3 separate regions of the Homo sapiens genome follow, and all the other regions are linked to region 3. A link is an interaction called in ENCODE POLR2A ChIA-PET data of the cell type or tissue named here. Cell type or tissue: A673. All regions are shown on one strand. Links, peaks and the distances in the headings refer to the core of each region. The heading gives the core; the rest is flanking DNA.

The links. ChIA-PET counts read pairs that join two places held together with the same protein. Peaks named below come from ENCODE experiments on the same cell type or tissue, not always from the same donor. Only the 100,000 strongest peaks of a DNase experiment are listed, where the experiment ranks them.
Region 1: POLR2A ChIA-PET joins it to region 3 with 9 read pairs; 2 of 35 experiments call an interaction of 5 or more read pairs at or near these places.
Region 2: POLR2A ChIA-PET joins it to region 3 with 11 read pairs; 1 of 35 experiments calls an interaction of 5 or more read pairs at or near these places.

What each region holds. Positions count from the first base shown.
Region 1 is chr4:164,202,155-164,207,560 of GRCh38, forward strand. The region is part of intron 1 of MARCHF1 (membrane associated ring-CH-type finger 1); the gene reads right to left. Among named protein-coding and RNA genes, the nearest start is that of MARCHF1, 180 kb to the right of the region's middle. In A673, for the core only: no CTCF peak of the experiment used is centred there; a DNase peak (open chromatin) is centred at 2,517; H3K27ac peaks cover 882 bases.
Region 2 is chr4:164,478,874-164,484,279 of GRCh38, forward strand. No RefSeq gene overlaps it. Among named protein-coding and RNA genes, the nearest start is that of MARCHF1, 98 kb to the left of the region's middle. In A673, for the core only: no CTCF peak of the experiment used is centred there; DNase peaks (open chromatin) are centred at 2,908, 3,078 and 4,108; H3K27ac peaks cover 4,215 bases.
Region 3 is chr4:164,133,344-164,138,749 of GRCh38, forward strand. All of the region lies in intron 1 of MARCHF1 (membrane associated ring-CH-type finger 1), which reads right to left. Among named protein-coding and RNA genes, the nearest start is that of MARCHF1, 250 kb to the right of the region's middle. In A673, for the core only: no CTCF peak of the experiment used is centred there; a DNase peak (open chromatin) is centred at 3,098; H3K27ac peaks cover 2,178 bases.

The DNA.
Region 1 (5,406 bases), core at 132-5,131, 69 kb after region 3:
AGCTTAGGGAGCTGACCTTGATTTAGAGATCAGGAAAGCTTGCCCAAGAAACTGTCATTACATTTAGATGATTCGAAGGATGAACAGGCATTGTCTAAGCTAAGGAGATGGTGGAGGGAGAGTTCCAGTCAGAGGACATAATCTATACCAAAACCCAAAAGTGAGAGAATGCAGTAGATATTATGAACCATAAAATGTTCCATATGACTGTATCTTAGAGTGTAAGGGGCAAAAGTGGCGTGAAATATGGTTGCAGAGGCAGGAAGAAGTTATGGAGTATGTTGGTAAGGAAATAAAACACTTAAAGCAGAAGAGTGGTATAAAATAATTTGTATTTTTAAAAGACTAGAATGTGTAAAAAGTTAATTTTCAAAAAAACCCTTATCAGGCAGATTTTGTTATTATCCCCATTATATATGTTAGAAAATCAAAGCTTAGGCTGTTTCAGAAACCTGTTCAAGGCATAGCTAGTACTCAAACCAGGATTTAAATCAAATTTGATTTGATTAAAGTCCATGATTTCCCACTACGCCTTGCTGCTTTATAATTTGCTAGTTCTTTCTGCTGTATCTACACAATGGTAGTCATAGTTCTCGAATATTTCCTACTATTTGCTTACGCCATTTCATAAAACATAAAAGCATCCTTCAAGATACTGGGAACATGAATTTTCTTATCAAACTATAGTAACCCCTGTAGTGGGACAATATTTTGAGGTAGTCAATGTAATGTTTACTCTCTTAGTTCCTTTTGACCTATATCCATCCACCATTAAACCAAAATGGTGAAACACATACAAATGTACACACACATATGTACAAGCACAGAGAAAGGGAGAAAGAGAGAGAGAGAGAGAGAGAAATAACAGAGTAGATTGAGTTTCTGATTTTGGAGCTGTTCGCCCCCTCTCTCTCCTTGATATAGACAATAGTAATGAAAGCCCTGGATTTCAGTGCCTAGAATCAGACACCCATTGAGGTTTTATGGGATTTTTAGAGCTTTATTGTAAAAATCACATTTTAAACATTGGCAGACTCAAACAGCTTATATTAACCACAGGGAAGGAAGGATGTATAATAATGAAGCAATTTTATTGGACATTCAGGTAAGAGAAAGAAGGAAAGAGAGGGATAGGGGTGTGTGGCTGTGTAGGAGAAAGAGAGAGAGAGATAGAGAGAGGGAGAAACTTATTTTGTTAATTTGGCTCATTCTATTGTGGAGGATTGGTAAATCGAAAATCTAATGGGGTAGCCTGGCAGCCTGGAGACTCAGCAAAGAGTTGCAGTTCAAGTCTAAAGGCTGTCTATTGGTCTTGTTCCTTCTTACTCCATGGAAGATAGTCTTTTGTTCGATTGCAGTCTTGAAATGATTGAATGAAACCCACCTACATTAAGGAGGGTAATCTGCTTTACTCAAAGTCCAGCTGTTTCAATGTTAATTTTACTACCCTCACCCTGTGCCAAAAAAACAAAACAAAACAAACCTTCATAGAAACATCCAGAATAATGTTTGACCAAATATGGGCACAATGCCCCAGCCAAGTTGACATATAATATATCCGTCACTGAAGGACTTTGAAAATAGTAGAGATTTGCCTGACCTTCAATCTGGACTCTACGGAAAACACCCTCGCTTGAGAGTAGACATCATTGTGAAGTAACCTTGAGAAGAAAGTAAAAGAAACAAAAAAGCTGAGACTGAACTAAAAATGGGAAGTAACTGGGTTACAATTGTAAAATGTGTTTTATTCTACTATCATGTTTAAAAACAGATCTACAGAAAAGTTAACTTTAATTATAAGGAATAAAAATATGTATTCACACATCTGATTTACATTTGTAATTCTAAAATTATGACTTCACTGTAGTGTTCTGGGCATCACTCTACTAGTACCCAGTCCCTCTATTAGAAATGTTTGGATGTGATTTCTTTTTTCCCTACTATATATGAGAAACAGGCTTGATTATGTTTCTCTGTCTAAGCATAGTTGATAGATAGGTGCTAAATTGAAGTACGTGGCGTGAAGTCTCATCAAACGTCAAAAATTCTCAGATTTAACGTCATTTCATCAAAGTAAAAAACAACAAACTGATAGTTCACCATTTTGAACATGGTTAAAAGTAGAACAAATATTAGAAATCAACATATAAGAGCAGTCAAATAAAAAAACTGTTTTTCACTTACAAAAATTGTTTTGGATGAGTAATGTTTTCCTTCAGATTTTGGACACGTACCTCCACAAAAGAATCCATTTTTAAAAAATCACGACTTTAGTTTTTGCTCTTTGAGACAGCCAGGCAAAGGGAAAATAATATGAGCTTTTTACATTGTGTGAGTCACATTTTACTGTAAGTACAGAACATATTTTGCCAGTGAAAAATGACATTAAATGTGTCATTCTTTGTTCAGTAGCAATGACCCAGTTATAGCTAACCATTTTGTGTGAAAAACTTTGTGCCTAATGAAATATGCAAGAAGCTCCTCTGATTCAGAAACCCTGGAATCCTGAAAATGCATACTATGACAGGCATCAGGAAGCTGGTAATGGTTGAGGCTGTGAAAAGAATGTCAAAGGTAATGCTGAAGGTGTCAAAAGACAATTCAGAGCCAAGTACTGAGAATTTTCTCAGCAGTGACACTTCCAGCCTTATTCAGCTTCATCAGAAGGTAATTTCTTCAAGGCCTTGTAAACTTAAATGGGAGCATTAAATATTTAATTTTACAATTACAACATTAAATTCTCTTGCCATTTCAGCATTTTGATGTCTCTGTACAATCAAAAAACCTAATTTCTTTTAGTATAAACAGTTAAATAAAATAGTATTCAATTATTTTTAAACTAAAATGATCCAAATGCAGTGAACATTTTCTTTGAGAGAATGTCTTAATTCTTATATAGTGTTTTACTGTATCCATTCCTTTGATTTACTGAGTTTAAATCTACTATTCTTATTTTAATCCTATATAAACACTTTATTCTTAATCCCATAGAAAAGACTGATACCTAAGAATTCATTTCATTGTTAGTAATTGACAGAAAAGAAAACAATCTATGTATAATGATCACATTCTGCCACTAAGTAATGATGAGAGCTTGTATTTACTGAGCAGTCAATATGTCCTCAAACTGTGCAAAGAACTTTACTTATTTTATTTGCTGTTTATAAAACATAATAGTATAGGCACTATTGACACTTGTATTTGAAAAACTAAAATAAGGCTTATGTAGGATAAGTTGCCCAGAGTCATATAGTGGAACCTGGGCTTGAACTCTGGAAACTCCAGCGCAAACTCGCTACTATAAACAGTTTTGCTGGGGAATAAACTAACAGGAAACAGGCATGTCCATCATCCTCAATTGATTGCCTAAGAAAAAGAAAGATTTTAAAGTTTCCTATTTAATTTAAAATAACCAAAATTGTTCTAAATGAGTAATCAACATAGGTTCTATCAATTTAGTGATAGTATGAAGATGTAATTTCTGTTTGTTTTCTTTGAAATACTTGCTAGAAATTTGAAATATTTGTTATTTCTTTGCTCTTACTACCCAAGGTTGAGCCACAGTTGTCTATTTAAAAAAAAAAAATTTCTCTAACTATTCTTGAATTTAATTTAACCTAGAGTACTATATCTCTACAACCATAAAAAATAGTGAAAAATAATTTGTAAGGTAGCCAAAGAAAGGAAAATCTAACTGAACTAAACAATTTGATAAAATTTTTCAGAATGATATACGTCACAGTAATATCTTCTGAGCAGTATACAATTAAACTCAAACTGCATTAACAATGACCATTAATAATAGGCTCAGCTTTAATAATATGAAACAAAAACTACATTCAAAAAATACCTGAAATTGTAAATGACCCACTCTATTAATCTATTCTATTCTATTTGGTATTCTTAGATTTCTACTTCTGAAGACTAAAAGTAACATGACATCCCATCCCCGAGTTATCTTTGTTAAAAAGTGAAAATGAAAAATAATAAATTTTATTTTGGCCAGGCGCGGTGGCTCATGCTTGCAATCCCAGCACTTTGGGAGGCTCAGGCAGGCAGATCACCTGAGGTCAGGAGTTCGAGACCAGCCTGGCCAACATGGCGAAATCCCGTCTCTACTAAAAATACAAAAATTAGCCGGGCACGATAGCAGTTGCCCGTAATCCCAGCTACTCGGGAGGCTGAGGCAGGAGAATCTCTTGAACCCAGGAGGTGGAGGTTGCAGTGAGCCAAGGTCATGCCATTGTACTCCAGCCTGGGCAACAACAGCAAAACTCAGTCATAAATAAATAAATAAATTTTATTTCATAATACACAAACCAAACTAAAGCTTTTTACTATTTTTTAATTTTTTTATTGAATGGGCCAAAGTTGTTCCAAAAAACTTGTTCATTAAAACACAAATTAAAAGAAGCTTCAGTTTCTAAAATTTGGAAGTGCTTTGTTACATCAGACATCAAACTAAGAATTAAAAAGGTAAGAGGAAAAAATTTCAGTCCATTGACTTACTGTAATACAGTCTCTACATTCACCTTTGTTTCAAGTAAAAAAGGAAGAATATTTTATTTTCAAAGACTATAAACCTAACTTTGAATTGGGGTCTCACTCCTTTGAAGATTCCTTATTACGTAACTATAAGATATTCAAATATATATTGGGAATTAGTCACTATACTTAATAATTTTATTTAATAATTGTAAATCAATAACAAAGGAAAAAACTCTGTAAACAGTAGAGAAAAACCAAGTTTTAAATTATAATTAACAAGTATGATAATACTAAAAAAATTGTATTAATTTTATCATTAAAATTTACCATAAATACTAAATAAAAGTGATGATATAATAGTAACAGGGGATATTGACTGAGAATTTACTACGATGTAGGCACTGCTCTAAGCATTTATTGTATAAACTCTTTTAACAATAGAAAGTTCTTTTCCTCATTGATATTTTTGCAGGTGAGGAAGGGGTAATAGAAGCCATTATTAAGAAGTGAAGAGTAGTAATATATACCAAGATAAGTCATCATTATTTTGTGTTTTACAATGCATAAAAACATTATTTCCTAATACATCTGTATAACATGATCTCCTGGTTACAGCACTGCCAATTTGGAAATGTTTAATCCATTGTGGGCCAATACATTCAATAGCTTTTTTCAATTTTTCATTTTAAGTTTATTCATTTATTCATTTGACAAGTATTTCTTGGAGGCCTACTGTGTTACAGGCACCGGCAGTGAATCCAGATGGGAAGAAAACAGGCAGTATTAAACCAATCACCACAACAATAAATGTATAAATATAAATTGTGATAGTTTCAATAAAGGGAAAGCATATTTTATTAGGAAAACATTAAAGAGAAACCAGTTTTGACTGGGCCGGAAAGAGATAAAACCTCACTG
Region 2 (5,406 bases), core at 132-5,131, 350 kb after region 3:
AGAAGCTTGGCTGGAGAAGGATACACTTCCAAGTTCCCTTGGGTTTTGGCAGAATTGATTTCCTTGTGGCTGCAGAACTGAGGGCTTCAGTTTATTTCTGGAAACAGCTCTTAGTTCCTAAGGGTCATCCACAGTTTTTTGCCATGTGAACTCCAATACGGCAAGTTATTCAGGACAGCTTGCTTCTTCAAAACTCACAAAGGGTTGGGGGAGGGTCTCACTAGTATGTCCACTTTCAAGACAAAATCTTGTATAAATCGTAATAATCACGGTAATGACATCTGATCACTTTTGCCATATTCTACTGGCTAGAAGAAAGTAATACGTTCCACCCACACTCAAAAGAGGGGATTATTTATACAAGGACATGGATGAGATTTAAGGACCACCTTAAATCTGCCCACCACATAAATTTTATGTAGGGCTAAACTGAGCCTGAGTGATTCTTCGATCTTTCCAAGAAAATCAACATAAAACACATATTATAGAGATGTTTTAATTGGACTCACAGCATCCAATTAAAACAAAAAACCCCAGAACTTTAGAAAAAGCCAACTTTATTTTCATTGTTGAATTAGGTACTTCCAACATACATCTAAGTAAATTCTTGATTTTAAAAAAGGTAACTGATTTCCTTTAAAAAAGGAAAATATATTATTTATTTCAAGTCCCTGGAGTAAAGTTAATATTAAAAAATAGAATTGTTTTATTCTTACATACTTTATATTTAACATTTCTATATTAAATACTAAAAATAATCTTTTTATGACTAACCTCACAGGTTAAATGGGAAGCGGTGATCATTATTGGAAGTTGTAAATAAATCTAGATATAAGTTCTTAGGTTATCTATAGAGGAGAACATAGCACTATTACATATTAAACATCAAGAAATGGAATTAGTTAATTATTTAATGAACACTGCTGTGCTAGTAGACAAAGTCCCAACATGTTTATGGTTCTATGCATTGTTTGGAATGGAAGTTACTAGAAGACAAGTACTATTAAAGTAATATTTTCTTCCTTTTAACTCTTCTGGCTTTTTGCCTACGTTTTCTTATGATAGCTATTTCTTTACAGCTTGTCCTGTTGTGTGTTTGTGTATGCATGCACGTGGTTGTGTGTGTGTGTGTGAGTGTGTGTGTGTGTGTATTCTCTTCTACCAGAATGAAATAAATTTTTGGGCTGAACATATACTTATGTCATCTTTTCTCTTCCAAAATAGCATCCGTTAAGAGGTTGAATTGTGTCTGTCAAAAAAAAACCATGTTGAACTCCTAACTTATGGTACTTGTGAATGTGATCTTATTTGGAAAGTTTAGTTTTACAGAAGTAATTAAATTAAGATAAAGTCATTGGATTAGACCCAAATTCAATATAACTGGGGTCTTTACAAGAGGTAAAGAAGACGTCAAAATACAGACACACAGGCAGAATGCCATGAGACAACAGAAGCAGAGATTAGAGTGATGCAGTTGTAAACTGAAGAATGCCAACAATTGATGGTAACCATGAGAATCTAGGAACAAGCAAGGAAAGATTTTCCCCTACAGGTTTTAGAGGGAGCAGGGCCCTGCTGACACATTGATTTTGATCATTTAGCCTCCAGAACTGTTAAGACAATAAATTTCCGTTATTTTAAGTGACCTAGTTTGTGGTGATTTTGTGGCAGCCTTAGGAGACTCATACAACATCCAGCATATTTGTTGTGTTATACATGGGAAGCACTTAAGTAATATACCTTTAAAATGTATTGCAATTTTGGGCCCTCTAAAAATTTACTTTATTTCAATGAATATAAGATGACACCAGTTATATGATACAGCATTATTTTATATATTTTCTGAACTCCATCAGTTTCCACAAAACACTTGAATTTGTTTTCAAATAAAAGAATGGAATTGTGGTTATTCATGCAATAATGAATATTTGTTTCATTAAGAGTCTTATGGTCAGATGCAGTGGCTCGTTCCTGTAATCTGAACGCTTTGGGAGGCCGAGGTGGATATATAACCTGAGGTCAGGAGTTCAAGACCAGCCTAACCAACATGGTGAAATCCCATCTCTACTAAAAATACAAAAATTAGTCAGGCATGGTGGCAGGTGCCTACAATCCCAGCTACTCAGGAGGCTGAGGCATGAGAATCGCTTGAACCTGGGAGGTGGAGGTTGCAGTGAGCTGAAATCACGGCATTGCACTCCAGCCTGGGTGACAGAGTGAGACTCCGTCTCAAAAAAAAAAAAGTCTTACTGCAGTTTCTTTGCTTTTCTACATAACTTTTAATTGTAATGCCAAATCATAGATTAATATATTTTAAAGTTTTAAATATTGGGGTCTCACTCTGTCTATCCAGGCTGGAGTGTAGTGATACCATCATGGCTCACTGCAGCATTGAACTTCTGGGCTCAAGTGATCCCCCACCTCAGCCTCTTGAGCAGCTAGGACTACAGGCATGCACCACCACACCAGCTAATGTTTCAAAAATATTTTTAGAGATGGAGTCTTGCTATGTTGCTCACGCTGCTCTCAAAGTCCTACCCTCAAACAATCTCCTTTCTCAGCCTCTCAAGTCATTGTTATTATAGGCGTGAGCCATTGTGCCAGGCTTAGACATTTTAAATCACGATTAAACAATGTGTAGTATTGGCAATGCACAGAAGTACAGTGAAAGGACAATATGTACAGCCAGGACTTAATTCATGCACACACAAAGAATGACAAAGTCTCTTTGATGCATGACTGACAGTAGCTACAAGGCTCTGTAGATTTTACAATGCATCCCAGTTTCAGAGATGTTGAAATGTGAAAAACATATGTGTCTTAAAATGAATAAAACAAAGCAGTAGCGATAACAATGTGATAGCTACCATAGTGCTGCTCAGCTTGGGGGAAAAAGGGCTCCATATAGAAAACAAAGGATAATCCAAATCATAGTTTAAACATTATATTTCCCTGCTCATTTAAATTTACTACATTTTCTTTGAGGGGGCTAGAAACACCCATTTGAAGGCCAAGAAAAAGTTGAATCAATTTTGTTTCAACTTCATATAAAGTAGATTAGGATATTATTATAGAAAAAAGGAAGCAATTAAGGGGATGCCACTTTGGCAAGCAAGAAAGCTAAACAGAGAAAGAGAGAGAGAAAGAAAGAGAGGAAGGAAGGAAGGAAGAAGGAAGGAAGGAAGGAAGGAAGGAAGGAAGGAAGGAAGGAAGGCAGGCAGGCAGGCAGGCAGGCAGGCAAGCAAAGCAAAGCGGGCAGGGAAAGAAAGGGCACTGTTGAATAGAAATATAAAGTAACACTAGGATGCGGGTACATTACAACCTCTATTTTCCAAGTGAGGAACTGAAGCAGAGTTATTCAGATTGCCAGGAATACATGATTCGGGATGTACAGAGTAAAGATTTGAGCTCAGACCGCCTGAATTCAGAGTTCCCCCCAAGACCTCTATGCTAATCTGCCTTTGACCTTTGACAGGGAGTCAGAGGGAGGGTGGGGAGGGGCAGCTGTGTGTTTAAATCTAACAGAAAGGTCTTGTAAAAATTCTATCTACATTTATTCAAATAATAACAGGTTACTCCAGTACTATTGTTCACCAAGTTATTATTCTGACATGAGTAGTAGAAAGATCTCAACCATTTCCAAAATAATTTCTTATAATCATTAAAATTTTGGTCTTGATTTCTAAAAGCTGGGCACTTTAAACAGTTATTAAGGCCCTGGCTTCCTTATCTAAAAATAAATTAAGGGTCCTTTTTGCATTTTTATTATGTACCATATCTTAAAAATGTGTTCATGCATTCATTCATTCAACCAACATTGATTGAAACTCTATCATGTGGCATACATTGTGCCAAGGGATGTGCAAACAGCAGGAAACAACACAGCCAGGATGCCTGCCCTCACATAGCTTACTGTCTCATCTAGCAGTGAAGACAGACTTTAAACTCCAAAAGTAAGTACTTAGGTTTTAAACATTCACCTTTGCAGAGATTTGGGCTCACAAAAATAATCCTGAAAAAGCTGGAATGATGAAGTTTCTCAATGAAGCATTAAACAGATGGCTGTAACAAGTGCCATATCTGAGTTTGATCTTATGGCAACTGCAAAGATAGTGAATAACATCTGCAAGTGATTTCAAAGTAATAAAAACTGCTCTTGTTTAAAGATCTTCTGTGAATAGCTGCATTGCCTTCTCAAATTGGCAGTGCAGAAAGCTCTCTACAGAATAACATTATTTTGTTATGGAATCTTTATGAAGGAATAAGATCCACCCCAAAAGGAATGTATTAATTAGAGACAAACTGATCACTACTATTCTTAGATTTTAACCAATTAAGTCTTACAAATTTGATTATTTTAATTAGGGAAGATATTCTCAGAGGAATTTTGGTAGTTTTGGTCTGGAGAGCAAGAAGAGGAAAAAAGAGAGTTGGCAAAAAGACACGTAGCTGATGCAAGAAAATGTTTTAGAATAAAAATGTCAGATATTGAATTTTCAGTTTTCATGTGCTGCAAAATAAAGTTCTCTTAATCTCCCAACCCTTTATCAAAGTTGTTGCATGTTCAGAGACTTGACATGGGTGTGTGTGTGTGTGGATGTGTGTGTGTGTGTGTGCGCACATGCCTGCACGTGCCTGCGTGTGGGTGTGCATCAGATCAAAGAGGTTAAACTTCATGTTTAGATTGACTATCTAGGAATAAAGACAAAACAAAAAGCAAAACTTAAGTGGAGACAAAATGCCAGAGCCAGAGATGCCAGAGAAACACAACTGCACCCCACACAGATGCAGACCCAGACACAGACACACACACACTTCCAGAAATTTCCGGGAATTACGTATTTGCTTTAAAAAAAATGGATTCAAATCAAATTTATCTGTATCTATTCTAGCTCTTAAGGATTTATGTTACATAAGAATAGTTGAAAAAAATAAAAATAGTAGCTAACATCTGTCAAGAGCCTGCATTGTTATTTAATCCTCAGAGCTACGGAAGGTCAGTTGCTTCATCGCTATTTTACAGAAAGGGAAACTAAGAATGGTTCAATAAGATCACAAAAATAGGAAGGGCAAGGAGGAATCTTATCTCTATTGGACTCCAAAGTTTGTGGGTTTAACTCTGCTTAGCCTGAACAAGACCGGGGAAGAGCACAATCGCTTTCCTAAAATGGATAAAAACAGTCAGTCAACAAGAGGAACAAATCTTCTCTCCTATTCAGAGATAGATCCAGAAACAATTAATAAGCACTTTGGGGAGGAAGTTTTGTCTCCATATCAACAATTTCAGCCACTAGATCTTTCCAACTGTGGAACTGCCTAGGATATAAGGCAGAGGTTGGATGAATGATCATATGACAAAAATACCATGAGAGATATGGGAGATGGGGTGAGGTGGGAGCTGGTGAT
Region 3 (5,406 bases), core at 118-5,117:
CCATGTACTCCAATCTAGCTTTTATCAAGAATAAAACTGACATTTTTATCTACTGTCATTGTGATTCCCTCTCTCTCTGAATTGGTTGTGAACTTGCACAAGAAAAATGGGTTATCATATTATTGAATTCAAAACCATTATAAAATTTATTTGAAGAAAAGTCTCATCACATTAAAATATAAGCACAAATATAAACACAAATCTACGGTGCAACAGAGAATGAAATCTTGCCTAAAGAGAAATGATACATTTGCACCTACATGAATTCTAATGACCAAAGATTAGTTATTGGTAACTTTACCAAAAATAAATTTTTAACCTAGGCTGTCGGTAAGTTCTGATAGAAACATAGCCCAAAAAAAGAACTAAAACTCTTAAAATTTGGTATGTGTTAGCAGAGCATCTGGCTGATCTCAGCAGTGGGCACTGCCCATCTACCTGCTAACTGCTAGTGGTCCCATTAACCCAGATGACCTACTGCACTTTGCAAAAAAGACACCAAGAGTAGCATAGGTCTGAAGAGAATCTGATTTACAGAGTCCACTTAATTCTGTCTCATTTTCTAAATAGATACTGTATTAGATAAAGATTATACTCTTCGCATATATGTCACTTTCTTAATTATATTGAAAATTTCTCAAAGTTATTTTATAACCCTAGCATAGTAACTTATAAGTAGTAGGTATTCAATTAAAGTTTTGTTTTCAAAGTCATTCTCACTTAATAATTAGTTACAACTTTTGCCTTTTTGGTGCCATTATATATTTTTTAATCTTTCTAAAAATCTTTTTAGTCAGATATTACAAAGAAAGTTCATAAATAGGTCACAGAAAGCAATTTCTCCATTTACCTCCAAATTGTTTTCCAAACACATTACTACAAGAGGGTGGTCATTGATCTTGCTCTGCAAGAACAATTGATTGGTTGCCAGTGTTTCTACAATCCCAAGGGTTATTTTAAAACTCAGGTAATTTTCATTATGCTAAAATGCATTCTCATTTAAATTTCTGTTGGCTGCTGAAAGCAGTACTTGTTAAGAGAAATTTCATTTACTTTTCCTGAGAGAATACATGCATCCTTGAAGAATACATTACATTTTCTCTGCTATCTAAGTCATTATCTGGTGGTAAAAATGCTGCTTAGTAATATTAACTCATTTAGGTTACTAAGACATTCTTTAGTGCATGTCTCCTGCTAATTTGAAACCAAGGGCATTTCCTGACTGGCATTTATTTATATTCCTTCTGACGTCACACTCGCCCTCACTCCACAATATTCAATATACTCTGGAAATAAACTTAAGAAATAGACATGACTGATAACATTTGCTTCCAAGGAGGAGACCTGAGGACTGTATACTGGTATAAAAGAGAGAATTACTTTTGTCTTTTCTCTCCTTTTTTTAACTCCTTGAGCTTCTTTTAGCATATGTTACCAACTTAAAAAAATACGAGATTCAAAGCACAAAAACAAGTATTATGGAGTCTGTCAGAGAATCAGTCTTAGTAAAAAAAAAAAAAAATTGCTTAAGTTTAATTGAGCAACTATATCTCTAAACAAGTAAAGTGTGGAGCAAGTTGACCTGCATCTGGACAATATCGTCAAAATTAGGCAGGATAATGGGTATCCATGATACTTCCTTCACATTTTATTTTGTCCTTTGAAGAATTTGCTTTGATCATTGTCTTTAAGATCCTCTTATTTAAATAAAAAGACATAGTCCTCCTGGTTGGTTATTAGTACACCTTGTGTCTTCTTTCTTACTTCTATTTTATGTAGAGCTTCCTTAGCTCCATGTAAATTAGAAATACTGGAGACACACTACGGTTCAGTTAAAACTATAGAGTTCTTCCATTTGGAAACACAACCCACAGCAATAAAGTACATTATATACAGAATTAGAGAACACTGCCTTTTAAAAATATTTGACACTGTTTTACCATGAGAGCCAATCAATAATTCAGTGAAGGATCTGCTTAAATTTTTAAAGCCATTGTATTAGTCCATTCTTATGCTGATACGAAGAAATACCCAAGACTGGGTAATTTATAAAGAAAAGAGGTTTAATTAACTCACAGTTCCACAGGGTTGGGGAGGCCTCAGAAAATTCACAATCATGGTGGAAGGGGAAGCAAACACATCCTTCTTCACATGGCAACAAGAAGGAGAAGAAGAATGAGAGAAGTGCAGAGAAGGGTGGAAAAGCCTGTCACAAAACCACCAGATCTCGTGAGAACTCACTCACTCTCATGAGAACATGGGGGAAAGGCCCCCATGATTCAATCACCTCCCACAAGGTCCTTCCCCCAACCTGTAGGGATTACAATTCAAGATGAGAATTGGCTGGGGACATAGAGCTAGACTATATCAGCCATCAACAAAAATAAGTTACTTAATGCATAACTGCATTTGATACTGATGGAGATAATTATTTAAAATATTCAAAGATGTGGTCTAAGAAATATCCACACCAGGATTATTGGAATTCCTTGTGAAAATGCAGAAACTTACGTTTTTCCTCAACTCAATAAATGAGAATGTTCAGGGGTCCACTTCAGGGGGATCTAGATTCTTCTAAAGGCCCAAAGGTAAATATTTTTTATACTTAAGCCCTAGAATAATAACTTTAGAAACTTTAGGTAAGAAAGACTACATCGATTTCTAGGTAGAAAAATGAAAAGATACAGAGAAAAGATACAGTTATACACATATTTTTTTCAATGATCAAATTTCCATTTTTTTTTTTCCTGTGCAGATCAGCATCAGTTTAAATATATCCTCACTGGGAGAGTGACGTTGACATGATGGCAGAATAGTTTCTACTATGTTCTTCTCACAGTGCACCGATTTGGACAAAAACCCACAGCAAGAGTGCCTTTGTAGGAGTCTAGGAGTCCAATCAGTAAGTTCCAGCAAACAGTTGAAGTGGAAAAAAAAAAAAAAAAAGCCAAGAATAGATGCATTGAAGAGGTAAGAAAAACAGTTTCACTTTACTTGCATCATCCTTCCTGCAGAGGGGCCCAGCTAAGTGCCAACAGATATCCCTTGGACTGAAACTCCTTCCACAAGGGAAAGTTAGAGGAGAGTGAGTGAGTAACCCAGCTTCCCCAGATATGTATAACACTGCTCAAGAGCCACCTCTTTCTTGCCCCACCAGAATACTCAGGGGCTCAGCAGAGCCGATTGGCTGGGAGCAGGGAAGAGAGTGGAGTACTGAAAGCAATTAGGCCTCCTGGAACTTAACAAAGAGCTGTGTATCTTACTCAGCAATTCAGGAACTCATCAGAAGGCTGCTTGGGACGCCTCAACCACGGAGCCTTTCAGCTGGCCCACCAGAGGCTGCAATGCTCCATGTCACCTGATGCCCCCCAAGGCTGGCTTCCCATGAACACACCTGGAATGTGAAGTTGAGAGTGGGCAGACAGAGCATGAGCAGTCCACCAACTCATGTTACCTGGGACGGTTAAAGTTATGTGTTTCCCTGACTATAATTATTCCCAAAGAAAGAATCAATGTAGTATGGAAGAGAAGAGGGGTAGGAAGAATGCGGTTTTGTGACATGGGGGTAGATATATCAAAAAAATTACACCATTTCAAAGCTTAGGAACACAGATGCAGACTTTTGACACATCAATTTCCCATGTATGAAAGAAGGATATGTTAAAGTTTTGTTAGGCCCCAAAGGATTGAAAGAAACGAATTGTCTAAACAATTTGTTCATATCTAAAGGGAAAAAACCAGTATTTTGAAATTTGAACATGCCAAGCTTTACCTTAGTCAAAAATATTGCTATTTTAATGTTGTCAATTCACATTCACAGCTCTTATTATTTGCCTAATAATTATTGTATTTTTTTGTCATTGGTATCTATCTTATGTTAATTCTGAAACATTTTCTAACTTTAAAATTGTCAGGATTTTCCTAAAGACTTTTCTTCTCCTTAACAGACAGCCTTGTTACTTACTAGACTGAAACTCCAGAATATGTCAAAAGGAGAACTAATCTTAGTAAAATAATTATGATAATATATTTCTATGATAGTAGGATAATAGAACATGACAGACAAAACTTGATGATAAAATGTATGGTAACATATTTCATGCAACATCAACAGAGTGATTTTTTTAAATAGCAGTAAGGAAAATTCAGCTATCAACCTGTTTTCACGATATTAGCGGAAAATGCGTTTCAGATTTTTCAGCCAAATGCTATGGATTAGGTTTATTGGGTTAACATCTAATAATAAAAGCTCTGTATGCTTTTTCAGGTTATATGAGAATATATTTTCCTAATAAAACATGTCATATATAAAAAAGAAACACATTAACCTCTTAATTTGGGGAATTACATTTAATAAAGTACACCATTAATAAAACAGTAAATTCCAGTATTATATCATTATAGAGTTTCCAGATTTTGGGAGAATATTTTCCCTTGTTATGATAGAACTAAAATCTTTAAGCCACCAAAGCAAGAAAAATAAAATAAAATACACATAGAAATGATAAAAAGTTGGTAAGAAGAACTGATAGCAGCAGATTTATTGTGAGGTTCTTTGAGCAAGTTGACCTGAAATGAGCACAAAGTAAGGGGCATGAAACCACATTTTTCCCTGGTGGTAATTTCTGAAATTTATTCATTGCTTTACTCCTTGGCTCATAGGTTCTTCCAGGTGTTTCTCACTGTAGTAATGACAAAGCCAAGGAAAGCTGTTTAGGGTCAAATTATCACAGTGGACCCCAGCAGCCAGTGAGCTGTTGGGAGGAGTGAGAGTATTTATGTTTATAACAGGACTTATTGGGCCAAATAAGACATTTTCATTTATTAAGTTCTTTTTCATCTGGTTTATTTTTTACTGATCTCTGGCATTACCTAGGTTTTTTTTTTCTTTTGCAATTGTAACGTTAAGTTTCTTTTTTTTTTTAATCCTGGAAAATAGAACACTTCTAAGCCTGCGTCAGCTTATTCTGTGGACTACTTAAGTTTGGCAGTATACATACCACAAAACTAAATCTTATAGGGGAGATAAAGGATTTCAAGAGTCAGTGAGCCAAAGAAGAGTGAGATCCTGTGACCAGAAGTAGGAGCAAGGGAGCTAGGCCTGACCTTGGAGTTTGAGATCACTTCCAAGAAGTAGGGCCTGGACTTTGAGATATAGGTGTTCTTGGAGGACTTGCATTAGTAGCAGGTTTTGGGCACTTACCAAATGGGGATATGCTAGGAGCAAATTAAGGAACGGGTATGGCCACAACTCAGTTGAAGCGGTATGGGCAGAACAGTGCAGAGTGTTAGTGCCAGCAGAAGCAAGTGTCAGTCATTATCACTCCTCTACTTGCCTTGGTGATCTCATGAGGGCTAAGAACTGAAGAGGGAGATTCATCACCTCATGTGGAGGCTTGTCCAGAG